Regions from separate parts of the Homo sapiens genome. Here region 2 is linked to region 1. The links are chromatin contacts, found by Hi-C or POLR2A ChIA-PET in ENCODE. All regions are on one chromosome and are shown on one strand. The core of a region is the stretch at or near the end of the contact, and the rest is flanking DNA. Distances in the headings are between cores, read along the strand shown. Region 1 holds the start of PAPSS2 (3'-phosphoadenosine 5'-phosphosulfate synthase 2). Region 2 has its middle 73 kb from the start of PAPSS2.

The links. A loop is a pair of places that touch in the nucleus more often than their neighbours do. ChIA-PET counts read pairs that join two places held with the same protein, here RNA polymerase II (POLR2A).
Region 2: a loop to region 1 is called in a map of Calu3, with 2.3 times the contacts of the local background. The contact joins the enhancer-like site here to the promoter of PAPSS2 in region 1. A Hi-C loop is called at or near these places in 2 of 168 maps with a recorded cell type or tissue (Caco-2 and Calu3). POLR2A ChIA-PET finds 5 or more read pairs at or near these places in 1 of 52 experiments (CD8-positive, alpha-beta memory T cell).

Annotation. Positions count from the first base shown.
Region 1 is chr10:87,654,909-87,662,588 of GRCh38, reverse strand. PAPSS2 (3'-phosphoadenosine 5'-phosphosulfate synthase 2) reads right to left here and starts at 2,711. Exons shown (of 13, transcript NM_001015880.2): 1 at 2,581-2,711. The coding sequence starts at 2,607. RefSeq lists a silencer at 2,724-2,963.
Region 2 is chr10:87,583,408-87,591,087 of GRCh38, reverse strand. No RefSeq gene overlaps it. Among named protein-coding and RNA genes, the nearest start is that of PAPSS2, 73 kb to the left of the region's middle. Within about 2 kb of position 4,772, at least 2 of the 41 ENCODE cell types and tissues checked have a DNase peak (open chromatin) inside an H3K27ac peak, as active enhancers do.

The sequences.
Region 1 (7,680 bases), core at 1,462-3,961:
GTGTCTATGTGTGTGTATAGGGGGTGGGGGTGGGAGGGTAGCCAGGGTTGGAGGTAAGTGAGGGGTGGAAATGATGAAGGGATGAATGTGACTGGTAGCTGTTTCTTTGGTTTCCATGGTAAAGATGCATAAAACAGAAGGAATGTGCTACCTTCCTTTATAAAAGAACACTTAATTTATTTTTTCTAAAGCTTATGAAAAAGTCATCCTACACTCTCTCATTTAAACCAAAACTATCTCCTCTTCCTAGAGTGGTCTGAACTGAAAGGCAATATTCATCCAGAGAGTGTGGCCAAAAAAACCTGGAAAAGAGGTATCTCCTTTTCCGCCTCCCCCACCCAGTATACCACCTGGCATACAGTAGGTGCTCAACAAATATTTGAAGTTACTGTAGTGGCTGCTGTGTGAATTAACTGTCCTCTGTTGACAGTGCAGTAAACAATGTGATGATTCCTATAAGACCGTAAAAGATCAGCTCAGTCTCACTCCTAGGCTAGCTTGTGAGGTCAGCAATACTTATCAAACAATTGATTAGTTCAGAGGTCACACAAGCGGACAGATTTTGCTTTGGCCTGCAAGGTTTCAAAACACATTTTGAATGAACATTCAAAGCTTGAGAGATTCCACATGCATTTACAGCTGGCTTGCTGTAAATAGTACCGATAGTACCTATCTAGCCCTTTTGGGAACTTGGGTTGGTGCCTGGGTTATAACTGCGTTAGACTAAATCAAAATTCAGAAAAGTTCTATTTCAGTTAGCTGTTTCAGGAGTTAATTTAATGCTGTATAAAACAGACACACACATACACCCACCTAACAAAAAATAGAAGGTTCAGAATGTGTAAATACAAAAACCAAACCCTCCGGCCCTCAAATTTCTCACTGCTTCTGACTGTGCAGAGCCCCCGCAATTGATTTGTAATGACCCTGTTCTCAAACCCTCCTCTTCCTGGGCTCCTGCCGACTGGAGGCATCAAGAGGAGAGACCACCTCGTCCCTTTCTAATGCTTGACAAAGTCCCCCATCACAACTGAGAAGGAATTCTTGATGCAAGCAGGAAGGTGGGAATTAAAACCCCACTGATATAAAAAGCTACTGGCACAGCGGCTTGCCATTTAGAAGACACTATTTAGGATTTTACAGAAATTAATCGCATTAAATAGGAACAAAATACAAGTGATTTTCATTTATTATTTCAAAAATATGTTACAACGCTGAGAGTCCCCCACTTAAAAATTACTCCTGAGAAAGGCAGCTGGATTTTGATAAATGTCCCTTCCCAAATTGATGCCACCTACACCCTGGACCCTCCTGCTGGTCCAGTATGGTCCCTGGAGCCACAGAGCCCCCACCCTGTTCTCTTGCTGCTCAAATGACCCTTCTAGCCCTGCATGGCCCCTCCACACTCCTTCCCCACTTCTTGGCTTTATATTTTGTTTTTTTTTTTAAACCTCTCCCCGGCCCACCACAAATACACCTCAAAGATATTTCGGTAATACACATTATATAAGAATAAACATTTATCAGGCACCTACTATGTGTCCATTGCACGTCTATCTACTAGAGAGAGGTCAACCCATTCAGTAACCAGTACAATCATCTGAGGCTTGCAGGGTGGTGGCTGAAGATAGAATGTTCAGCGGCCAAACTGCTGAGTAGGATTTTATCAAGGCTTGCTGACCACATCTGACGTGGCCCCAGTGCTGTCTAGAAGGCGCCATCCAACTCTAAGAGTCTATGATTACTGCTCCCGGTTTTTTTTTTTTTTTTTTTTTTTTTTTTTTCAGTTTATTGGGGTATAATTGACAAATAGAACTGCTGCCATTTTTAAGAATGCAAAATTTATAGGTGCCCATGTTGCTGGGAAAGAAACTTTTCTCTTTGACACGCCCTCATATTTCCCATTAAAGGAGGACAGCTCAGATTATTAATTCTGGGTAAAAGTGTGCCTCCTCAACACAGTCCCCTCATCTTACTCCACCAAACCGAGGGGCACCCTCACCCCTCATTACTGAACTCGAGATGCCACCCAATGCCGAAATCAAGCTAGAGGGCTAAATCCCGCCAGTGTAGAAATGCAATTTCCTCCAGTTTGCTTTGATAATTGCAGTTTCCTCTATGAAAGTCCGTCATTAAAGCCCACTCCAAGGAAGTTCCCATAGACAAAACCCCAGCGACCAGACCTGGCAGAACGGGAGTCAGCTCGATCTGCTCCGAGACCCTACAGAAGAAAAGGCGGGTCTGGAAGAGCTCTTGGGAAAGAAAGGGGATTTCCTGTCCCTGGTCCTGGATCTAGATCCGGACCCACTTGAGAAGCTCGGGAGGTCTCTCGCGGGCGCGGCGACCCCAAGGAGCGCAGATTCCCAGAGTCGCGGGGTGGAGAGGGGCTGCGGGGCGAGGACTGCCCCGGGAATTCCACACAGAGCCTCTTTCTCTTGCTTCCCTCCGTGCCCCACTCTTACTCCTCCTCCCGACGCCCCCTCCCGGGGAGGGTGGGACCCAAGTGCCGGGGAATTGGGGGTTGGGGGTCGGCGCGTGCAGTGCGGTGGCGGGGAGGGAAGCCGGCGCCTGGAAGCCTACCGTCTTTTGCTTCTTGATCCCCGACATGCTGGCTGGCTGCGGCGGAGCCCGGGTCCCGGGAGCAGAGACCGAAGGACGCAGGGACGGCGGCGGCGGCGGCGGCAGCAGCAGCAGCAGCAGCAGCAGCGGCTGCCGGACTCCCGGGAAGGAGGTATAAAAAGGCTCCGCAGACACGTCGCACTTCCCTTGACCAGCCCCCTTCTCCTACTCCTCCTCCCGCCACGCTCCTCTCCGCCCCGTCGGTTCCGCAAGCAGCGCCCAGCCTTGGGGACCCGGCCGCCGCCGCCTAGGCGGGGTCCCCGGCCCGGCCCCTACTCGCGGGCGCGCGCTCCGCCAGCCCCGGTCCCGGGCGAGACCTTGCAGCGGAGCGGCAGATGGCACGCCCGGCACGCGGCCTGGGGTCAAGTTCACCCCGCCCGCCCCACCCCCAGAGGGTCCCAGAGCGTCCTCCACTCCCCTCACCAGCCTCCCGCGCCTCTTCAAGGAAGTCTTCCTGCCTCTAGGACCTAAGAGCTTATTTGGTTAAGGGCAAGGATGCTTGAAGCCGCCAGGTTTGTTGGCAGGATCCTCATATGCAGTAGTAAAAACGAAGGTTCACACTCATGGATCCTTACAATGCACTCCGCTGGGCTCTGCCTTAATTCTCATGGGCCCCCTCCATCCTGCCCCGACCCCGGGCAGCAAGTCCTACTATCTTCCAGTTTTACAAACGAGCAATTGAGGCTTTCAGACTTTGCCAAGATTATATTCCAAATGAGGGGATTCAAACCCAGGCTGACAGCCTCCTCAGTGCAGGCTTTCTTCACCAGCATCATCACACATGGTGATAACTCCCAAGGTTCACAGCTTGTCTGTTCACTATGCATCGTGCTGAGGGGCTTCCATGCACTTCCTCCATTCCCGCTCACAACAGTATCGTCAGGTTACAGGTATGGGCCTGTGGAGGCACGGCCCCTCCTCACAACGACAAGCAAGTGGCAATGGCCAATGGAAGCCCAGCAACTTGTTTCAGTCCACCCCCAAAGTAGCACTTCTGTTCCACTGGAATGGGCCCTGAGGAGGAGGAAAAGGAGGCACAAGATGAGCAGGCTTAGGCCTAGGGCGCCAAGATTTTACCAGAAGGCAGTATGGGGCAACCCTCTGAACGAACCCAAAGGCAGTATGGGGCAACCCTCTGAACGAACCCAAATGTCAAGGCCAAGTAGAGGTGAGGGAGAGAAGCTCTAGTGACAAGCACTTTGGGGGCAGTCACTGGGTCTCACACCCCTTGTACCTTAACTGACTCCTTGTGTAATGCTACAAACGGATGGATATGACCATACTCTCAAAAGAAGTAACGTAACACACAAGGGCCACACTTCTCATTCCCACTCTAGTGTTCCTGCTGTGAAAGAGTTGGAGTAATATTCTATGGAGGTGAGGGATGGGACTTTTCTTTCATACCTAATTGTATTTCTGGAAGACTGCCAGCTTTCCAGACAGACACTTGATCTGAGTATTCATTGACTGCCCTTCGCCGTGGGAAGGTGGGAAAGAAAAATAAATCAGGAGTCAGAAACGTAAAAGGCAGCCTGCATGTCTGTACAGTCTAGAGTTGTAAGCTGATTTATTTTCTTACTCATTTTGAGTAAACTGCCACCACTGCCTTCCAATGTAAGCAGCTAGGGGCAAATACTGAGTTTGAGTTTCTGTTCTGCATACAAACTAGCACATTTTAAATGTATATGAAGTTTAAATAGCAACATCCTATTCTTATTTCATTGGAAAAATCCTTTTATATTAGTTTCCACCATATCTTAGACTCTGCCAGATCTTGCCCTAAGAAAAGGTAAAGTAAATGTGAATTGAAAAATAGCAATTTGCGGCCTGGCACGGTGGCTCATGCCTGTAATCCCAGCACTTTGGGAGGCCGAGGCAGTCAGATCACCTGGTATCAGGAGTTCGAGACTAGACTGACCAACATGATGAAACCCTGTCTCTAATAAAAATACAAAATTAGCCAGATGTGATGGCATATGCCTGTAATCCCGGCTACTTGGGAGGCTGAGGCAGGAGAATCGCTTGAACCCGGGAGGCAGAGATTGCAGTGAGCCGAGATTGCGCCATTGCACTCCAGCCTGAGTAACAAGAGTGAAACTCCATCTCAAAAAAAAAAAAAGAAAAATAGCAATTTGCGTGATTGTTATTTTGTTTTTATATTGCATCTAAAAACAAAAAGCTGTCTTCTTGAAACAGGAAGTTAAGGACAAATACGTAAGCTACTTCCTGGAAAAGAAATATATGATTGTTTAGATCTGGGAGAGGTTGTGAGATCATTTGTCCAATTTCCCCATTCCTGTATTTTACATATGAGCAATGTAAAACTGGCGCTTAGGGAAGGGAGGGCATCTGACCGTAGTCACTAGTTAGGAGCAGAGCTGAGGCTTTAACGCAGGTCAGCCTGACTTCCCAAGTGCTCTGACCCCAAATGTCCTGCCCACTGAGTCACCCAACTTCCACGCCAACTATTTCAATACCCCATGATAACTGTAAACAGGACTGCTTATCTTGTTTTAGATTTCATTCATTCTCAAAAATTATTTTGGAATAGGCATTCTTTTACTGTGAAAATGGAGGCCTCAGTTCTTTTGGACTCAAGCTAGGCTGTTTATGACCCTTTGATGTCACAGATCACCAATTTAGTCGTGATTCAGCACAGCAGTTTACTAAAAAGCAAAACACTCTTTTTTTATTTTCTCAGGGTCTTTCCTTTTAAAGGCAATAGATTTCTTTTTCATCTCACTACCCTCTTGCTCTTAGGAGAGGACATTCCTTCTGAAAAGATATGAGCAACGAGAAACTTAATTTTCGGAGCCTATGATTCGGACATATAGGAACTGGGAGAAGACTCATTCAGGGGACAGAGGAAGGATTGAGGTCTTCTGCTTCATATAGACACAGAATCTGTAACTTCTTCAGTAGTGTTCCCTCCAAGACTTCCCTGAAAAACACCATAGATAACATTGTGCCAATTGATCATCCCTGATACTACTGATAACATTTACATGAAGGTTTCCCCTGTACCACCCCTTCTCCACCATCTCATTTTCATTTCTTCCTTCCAGAAGCTGTCTGCACTTGCATAACTTAATAAAATGGTGATTGCTAGTTGATCCTTATATTGTTTAGAAAAGATAGAATCAGTCAACTCCTCCAAATAAACAGGAGAAGGATATACAAAGAATGCCAGTGTTGGTGAGATGTTTATGCCACAGTTTCTCCAATGCATTTTAGGGGGGCTCATCATATTAGGGGCTCTAACGTGGAGGCAACACCACTGGGTGGTCATTACAAGGAATGTGACTATATTGCCCCCTCGTGGTTGTAATGCATAAATGCTGAACAAGACCTGAAACCCCCTAAACAAAAATAAGTGCAGCATTCCACTGGGTGAAGAGCACTTAGTGAAAATCTTTGAGGATCTGAACACTTTTCTCAGGCACAGGTACTACTTAGATGAGCAAGATGTGGTCCCTGTCTTCAAGAAACTCACAATCTATTGAAAGAGAAAGATACCCGACTCCCTTCCTGCCGCCCACTGGTTCCCCATCACTTCAATACATAATTGGTTGAACAGGTAAAGATGATACGTGCATGCCTTAGACATTTTATTTTGACTTAACACATACACGTCACTAATCTTTTGATATGGGGCCAAAGGCTTCTAATTGTGACATGAGTCTACTGATAGGAACTTCATAAACTACTTTCATTAGGCATCTTCAACAATTTCCAGGTTGGAATTTTATAAAGTGAAGTTAGAAATTAAGGGCACTTAAAAAAATCTGAAAGGAGATTCTTTCAAGATTACTACATACCCCTCCCCTATCCTGTCTGTAGTTTTGCCTATGGCTCATTCAAAAGTACGATTTCTAGCATCTTATCTTTCCAAAGCATCCATCTGTTTTCATAGAAAACACAACTCTTTCACTCATGTGCTATTCACTCAAGTGACATCTAGTTAAATTACTTAATTAAACTAACAAGTACGACTGGCAGAAATAGGTTTGAGAACAAACAATGGATCCCAGCAAACACGCAGCTTAGGTGAAGAAGTGTCTGGGCATTTCAGTGCATCCTCCTGTTGAAGAACATTGAGTTCACTGTGGGCATCAGTCATTGTTTTCTCTCAAAGAAACCCAGAATATGGATTAAACTGGTCAGTAAATTAAAGGAGATTGTGAGTGCACAAAGGAGGGACATCTAGTTCAACCTTGGGAGGAGAGTGGGGACTGATGTCAGATTTTCTTGGGGAAAGATCATATATGAACTGAGACTTTAAAAAATGGTAGGAGCCAGGCATGGTGGCTCAGGCCTGTAATCTCAGCACTTTGGGAGGCTGAGGCGGGTGGATCATTTGAGGTCAGGAGTTCAAGACCAGCCTGGCCAACACGGTGAAACCCCGTCTCTACAAAAAATACAAAAAAATTTTAAAAAAAGCCAGGCGTGGTGGTGCGCACCTGTAATCCCAGCTACTTGAAAGGCTGAGGCACGGGAATCACTTGAATCCAGAAGGCGGAGGTTGCAGTGAGCCAAGATTGTGTCACTGCACTCCAGCGTGGGTGACAGAGTGAGACCCTGTCTCAAAACAAAACAAACAAACAAAAAACACAAGTGGTAGGGTTTTTGTCAGCACTCCCCTCTGTAAGATGGATGTGTGTGTAAGCTTGAAAATTGTAAAGCAGAGAGATGCATGAAATAACATGGTATGTTCAGAAAATTATAAGTATCTGTATTGCTGATTTTAGAAAATGCAATTGAAGAGTAGGGAAAGTTGTAACTGAGGACCTACCACATATAATCAGGTAGCAGCGTGCTTTTGCACGTTCTCTTCTTCATGCCCTTCGGAGTGTGTTAGCCATGTGGCTGGCCTCCCATTTGTTCAGTAGTAATTAGGGACACTTCCCAGGTCCAAGAAGGAGAAGTCACTGTCCTGAGGTGCCCATGGTCTGATGTGGGAGATGGAGATGTACACAAATAATTCTGATTTTTTTTTTTGAAATGGAGCCTCACTCTGTTGCCCAGGCTGGAGTGCAGTGGCACCATCTTGGCTCACTGCAA
Region 2 (7,680 bases), core at 3,523-6,022, 74 kb after region 1:
AAAAAATCTGTGAATTTCATATAGAAATCTGGATTTCCAGCTTTTCTTAAAAATGATTTATGCTATCAAGGCACATGCACACATGTTTATTGCAGCACTATTCACAATAGCAAAGACCTGGAACCAACCCAAATACCCATCAAGGGTAGACTGGATAAAGAAAATGTGGCACATATATACCATGGAATACTATACAACCATAAAAAAGGATGAGTTCATGTCCTTTGCAGGGACATGGATGAAGCTGGAAATCATCATTCTCAGCAAACTAACACAGGAACAGAAAACCAAACACCACATGTTCTCACTCATACATGGGAGTTGAACAATGAGAAGACGTGGACACAGGGAGGGTAACATCACACACCAGGGCCTGTTTGCGGGGAGGGGGCCTGGGGGAGGGATAGCATTAGGAGAAATACCTAATGTAGATGACGAGTTGATGGGTGCAGCAAACCACCATGGCACATGTATACCTATGTAACACACCTGAATGTTCTGCACACGTATCCCAGAATTTAGAGTATAATAAAAAAATTTTTAAAAATGATTTGGTGGCATGTCCTCAAAACCAATGATCAGGCAGGTGTTCCCACATCAACACAGTGGGGAGCTGATGCTGGGGAGGGAAAACACCTTAATGAGAGTGTTCATGTTGTAGTTCACTGCAGACACCGGCTGTTCTGCTCCCTATGTGGCTCCTTGACCTCTGCAGGTGTATGAGTTTGTAACCCCTGATTTGAATTGTTTCAGTCACTAGTCATTAATTGTCCAAAGAAGCCTGTATCAAGCACTAAATCATAGTTTCCCTTTGTTGTGGCCTTGCTGATCACAGAGTGAGAGTACATAAATGGAGGATTCACTCATAGTTGAATAAAATACTAATCTAGTTCATAGGCCCTTACAGTTTGTGATCATTTCACTTTCAGACCCTGAAGGCATAACACGTAGGGAGATTATTGAGACAACACAAATTCTCCTTGCAAATCCAGGAGACTGTATTAGTTCTTATTCTCTCAAAACAGGTGACTTCTAATTAGCTTTAACCACTTCCTGCTGGAGGATATTTATCTAGTGGCAGACTGTAATTCCTTCACCAATTGTCATCAAAAATGTTTTTAGCCTAAAGTACTCTAAACAGTTCTGGTTCTAATTTAAGTCCACGTGGTTATTATCTTACTCTAATCTATTATGAGAAGTTTATAATCTTGCCCTTGTACCTTCATGAGTGGTGGCACTCCGTGTTATTTCAGCTCAGTTGCTGAAGATCCCAGAGGCCAAAGTATTGGGCTGTCTTAGCCAATGACAGCCTTATGTAAACATTGTGCTATATCACCCCGATCCCCCTTCAGGAATGAAGGATTTATTTTCTCAGCTGCTGGGAGTGCTGCTGGAGGACAATCCTCAGCATCAGCCCTGTTTAAACTGCCTCACTCAAGGTCATGCCGCCTCCAAGGCAACCCATATCCAAAGAATGATCACTTGAGGATATAAAGTCCTGGCCCCTCGTCCAGCTCGGGACGTTTAAATGGCCATCCCAGCCCCAGAGCTCCTTATGGGGTTGCCTGAGGCCTTCCTTGGGACTGTATCTCAGTTGACTTCTGCCTAATCTTGCTTCCTGTAGTCCCTTCCGCAGGTGTTGAGTCTAAGCACTCCCTGGCAACCCTAGTCTCCATCTCAGAGTCAGCTTTGCACGAGCCCAACCTGTGAAACTTCTATGAACTTCTATGAAGCACGTGCTATGGAATGAGGGGGCCACTTCAAAGGGAAAGGGAAACCAGGATCACTGGGCAGATGGTTCACTATCTTGGAGTTGAGGCAAGTAAGAAAGTAGGGGAAATTTCTGAAAGCCCAGCAGAAAAGCAACTGTTGATTCTCAGCCAAAGCTTCAAGAGGGCAGAAGCCAAGCAATATTGATTTCCCTTCCTCCCCTTTTAATTAAAATACTCATGGACCCAAATAAAAGAGATGAAAAAGTTATAATGGCATTAGAAACTAGAGATACTGCTCAGGCCATCTGCTAGATATCAGGAAGAATGTCCATGTACCAAAGCCTGGATTGAGAAGCCCAGAGACATAACCGAGGGGCTCTAAGTGAGGGAGAGGTGAAAATGGGTTGAACCGCAGATTGCTAGCAATTTGTCTTCTCTAGGGAGTGGGGGGAAGTTCATTTTGAAGCTCAGAAGCCCAGTCTCCAAAGTTCCAGGGATTGATCTCTTCCAGTGAAAAGATGAATAAGCAAAAAACAACAAGTTATCAGAATGATGGGCTTGCTGCTTTGCATCTCCAGTAGTCCTCTCTAGGATGCAAATGGAAGGCTCGAACACTGACCATTTCCCCATGATCACAGGCATGGACCAGAGCTGAATACAGCTCTCCCTTTTCAAAGGTACTATTTAAAAAGTGGTGAGGGAAGCCTATGAAACATTACAAAATACAAATAGAGAATCTGATACCTAAGGACACACATTGGGAAAATACTTCTACAGGAAACCTAATTAATTTTAAAGAACAATACGTCTACACTCTCAAAGATTTGGAAAGATGTGGATCTTTTGAAATAAAAGATGAAATATGGAGAAGACAACAAACATGAAAAAGGAACTAAGATGGCATCAGATATCAAAAGAACTGTATGAGATAATGGAGTTGTTGCAAGACAACTATAAATACAATCACACAATTAAGTCATCACATTGATGGAAGAAAATTGAAGCAGTGATTCAGAGAATATCTTGAGAAGACCTCCCAAGAAGCATTTCCAAAGCTGGGAGGCGAAAATATAAATACAAAGGGCAGACACTAGAGAGTCAACAAAAAGATAATATTTATTCCTAAAACACAGGTCAGAACAAAAGCAATAAATTAATAATAAGAGAAAACTTTCCTGGTATGAAGATGTACCACAGTGTGCAGAATTCAAGAGCCCATCATATACCCAGCAAACGAAAAGTCATAGGAAAAATATCAACACCTAGACATATCTCGTTGAACCTTTTTTTAAAGTTCATTTTTTAAAGTGTTCTATATAAAGAACATTTGACCCACAAAAAAAAAAAATGTAACATTCTTCACCTTCATTTAGGGGCTGGGATCATGGATTGGAAGGAGGATTAGGATTATAGAAAGAACATGAGTGTCAAAGTTTGATCTACCATAGTAACTCCTTGTCAAAGCATGTCCTGGTTTTAGGAATCGCGAGTTGCACCCGATGTCCCCAGTAACTTCTTAGACTTCTCTGACCTGCTCATCCCTTACCTTTACGCCCTGTAAAGAATGGCTTCCCACCAATGCTGTTGTCAGCCCCATTAAATCTTTACATTGTTTTGGGTTCAGTACAACAGGCCACCATTGAATTGAACTCCGCTGTCCACACCTGTGAGGCATCGAATCTACTGGATCATCTGTGGAGTGTTTTTCTTTCAATTTGTAGCCATACCCAGAGGCATTAATTTTCTATTACTACTCTAACACATTAGCACAAACTTGTTGGCTTAAAACAATTTACATTTATTCTCTTACAGTTCTGGAGGCCAGAAGTCTGAAACGGGTCTCACTGGGTTAACATGAAGGTGTCGGCAGGGCTGTACCTCTTATGGGAGCTCTAGAGAGGAATGTGTTTTCTTGTTCTTTCTTCCTTCCAGAAGCCATGCACATCCCTGGAACGTGGCCCTCTGCCATCTTCAAAGCCGGTGACTGCTGGTGGAGTTTTTATCCCAACACATCACGCTGACCTTTCCTTCTACCTCCCCTTCCACATTTAAGGACTTTTGTGATTACATTGGTCCCACCTGGATAATCCAGGCTCATCTACCCCTCTCAAAGTCAGTTGATTAGCAAGCTTAATTCCATTTTCTACCTTAATTCTCCTGTGCCAAGTAACCTAAAGTATTCACAGCTTTCAGGGCCGTAGACATTGTTGGGGATCCACAACAGGCTTCTCCAATGTGGCTTCTGGCTACTTTACTTTTAATTAGCACCTCCAGGGAAGGGTGGTGATTAAAAAAAAAAAAAAAGGCAAAATGAACAGTAATCCTAGCACTCTGGGTGGCTGAGGTGGGAGGATTGCTTGAGCCCAGGAGTTTAAGACCAGCCTGGGCAACATAGTGTAAACCCCATCTCTATGACAACAACAAAAAAGGCAAAATGTCAACATCTCATTTATAATTAATAAAAGTTTGATGAAGGAAGAAAAAACACATGGCAAAAAATAGAGACCTGAGATCAAATCAGTGGTGATTAAATCAGAAAATGTATGGGAAATCCTTTAGCAAAAGGCCTGGCCCAGAACATCCTTGACTAAGTATTAGTTGATTATGAATCTGAAGTTGATACCCCCGTTCTTTTTATAGCATGCCTACTAGAGTGTGGTCTTTCATCCATTTTTGCTCAAATGTCACTGTTTCACAAAATTCCCATCATCTTTCTCTTTTCCTCCCCACCATCCTTAAAATGTTGTTTATATCTTTCAATATGGAAAGGCTGCCATGGAAAACTGTACTTAATTCTTGTGAACCAGGAATCTGCTTTCTGAGCTGAAATTATGTGCCCCTGATTTATAATTATTATTTCAATAAGGGGGATTGACAGAAGGCAAGAAACTATACAGTGAGCAAAAGTTGAAGAGATTCTAGCTGTTTGGGATAATAAGTAGGATTTGGCAGGCTGCCAAATTACCTAGGGAAGGTCTTATGACTCATGGCTACATTCTATCCTTCACTAAAGAATCTTATTGTAGGTTACTCAAGTCTTATCATGAGTTTCCTCAAAGTGTTGACATACTGATTAATACATAACCTACTGACATTGAAAAGGACATTAATTTGTTTCTGAATCGTTCCGTTTTACTGGTAACCTTGTGCATAAAACATTCTAGGCTATATGTTGTCATCTGTAGCCAACGGTTGTAATCTCTGCATTGTACCCTGCAATGAAAAGGACAACTCCAAAATGAGGAGTCTTCCTCCCTTCTACACTTTCTGATAAAAACATTCTAACTTGTAATGGACTTTGGAATACACCCAACTTTGTTGGTGTGTCTTCCCAGGTCAATCATCAAATCTGGCTTCCAATAAATCTTTGTCAAGTTATTTCTGTCTCAACAGCCTTCATTTCAGTTGGTAGTGAAGAAATCAACCTCATTTCTTAAGAAAATAGAGTTCCATTTCTACATGTTGTATCAGTTACAATTAGGTTCCACTGTGTAAAACAGAAACCCCAATAAAGAGACTCGAACACCTAGGGTTTCTCTTGCATGTAAAATATTTTAAAAGTTGGGCAGTTCCAGATTTGTGTGGCAGCTCCACAAATAAAACTACAATGGTGCCAAGCAAGGTAAATGTTTAATTCTTTCCTTTTAGTGGCCAATTTTCAAAATATGCTGTTAGAGCACTAGCTACCTCTGATGGTGAACAGTTTTTTTAATTTGTTTTGGATATGTATATTTTTCAGTATTATTTTGAACTCACAAATAGTATTATTCGGTACTCAGCATTATTTTGAACTCATAGATTTTTCTATGTTCAATGAGTTTCCATCAAATTTGGTGCTTAATTTGTCTCATCTATGGCCAGTTAGAAGTCCCTGCAGATTGGCTCCAGTCCTTTTGACATGACCCCATCAGACTGTGAGCATTTTCTTGCTTTCAGCACAAAAATGTGCCAGGGTCATTTTGTACACTCCTGCCCCATACCAGGAGTCAGCCATTTCTTCAAGGTGTCCTGGTTCCTTCTAGTGCGAATGGTATTTAGAGAACATCATCTGGAAATTGCTACTGGGTTATCATGGTTCTTAAAACTTTTCAGTGGGCAGAGCTATGAAATACGTATTTTTTAGAGAGGAAAAAAATCACAAGCTTATACTGGTATTTCCAATTTAAGTTAAGATTATAAAGGTTTTACTTAATATCTTTGATTTCAGGTTTGCAGCTAAAAAAATAGGTTACTAACAACATATTTTATGTAAATAGTACCAAAATATAAAACAGTATAACCATCAATAATAAGACTACTGATTTTGCTATGTTTGGAGGTTGAGAAAAAATAAGACTATCGAATATGTTTCACTTCTTTTTGCTTAGTATATACCCTAATATCCAGTGTTTTAATGTGAAATAATTCTTTTCAGTGTAGTTATGTCATCAACCTGATATACTGGTTATTTTGTTTGTGTTTTTTTTTCATCTTGGTGGTTACTTCTTTTTTTTTTACTTAGTTTTGTTTTTTAATTATATAAAACATTTACCTAGTCACCAAATGAAAATTAAAAATGAGGTATATTTAGGGAAGATGGCCAGGTGTGGTGGCTCATGCTAATAATCCTAGCACTCTGGGAGGCCGAGGTGAGTGGATCACTTCAGCCCAGGAGTTCAAGACCAGCCTGTGCAACATAGTGAGACCCTGTCTCTACAAAAATTAGAAAAAAATACCGGGCCTTGGCAGTGTGACTTGTAGTCCCAGCTACCAGGGTAGGCTGGGGTGGGAGGATCACCTGAGCCAGGGAAGTTGAGGCTGCAGGGAGCTATGATGGCACCACTGTACCCAAGCCTGGGCGACAGAGTGAGACTTTGTTTCAAAAAATAAATAAATTACTGAGTATATACCCAAACGAATATAAGTCATTCTATTAGAAAGATACATGCATGCATATGTTCATTGCAGCACTATTCACAATAGTAAAGACAATGGAATCAACACAAATGCCCATCAATGCTAGACTGGATAAATGAAATGTGTTACATATACACCATTGAATACTATGCAGCCATAAAAAGGAACGAGATCATGTCTTTTGTAGGAACATGGATGGAGCTGGAAGCCATTATCCTCAGCAAACTAATGCAGTAACAGAAAACCAAACACCACATGTCCGCACTTATAAGTGGGAGCTGAATGATAAGAACACATGGACACATGGAGGGGAGCAACACACACTGGGGCCTGCTGGGGGTGATGGGGGGAGGGAGAGCCTCAGAAAGAATAGCTGATGGATGCTAGGATTAATACCTGGGTGCTGGGTTAATCTGTGCAGCAAACCACCATGACATGCACGTGTTCACCCATGTAATAAACCTGCACATTCTGCACATGAACCCTGGAACTTAAAAGTTGAAGAAAAATAATTAATTAAATAAAAAATAATTTTTAAAAAGTCTAATTTTTTTTCCTTTTGCTCCCTTATATATTTTATTTTTGACTTATCCTTTTATTATTTTTGAAAATATAGACAAATGCTTATATATATATATATATATATTCAGATTTCCCTCCATTTTCGACACAAAGAATAGCATATTCTAAATACTGTTGTGCGCCTTGCTTTCTTCACTTAAAAATATATTCTAGAGATTACTCCATACCAGTAGATAGAAGGCTTCCTCATTTTTGTGTAAGGGGGCGGGGGGTGCTGCCTAGACCATCATATGTTTGTACCATAGTTTATTCAACCAATTCTCTACTTATAGACATTTGTGTTTTTCTTTTGTTATTATAAATAATACTACAGTGAAAATCTTGAGTGTATGCCATTATGTCAGTGCACCTTTGGGATAGATTTCTAGAAGTAGCATTGCCACGACAAAAGGTATATACATATATAATATTGCCAGAAATGAACAAATTTCCCTTCATTTGGTTTATTTTTGCATTCCCATCAGCAATGTATTAGAGAAGCTGTTTCCCT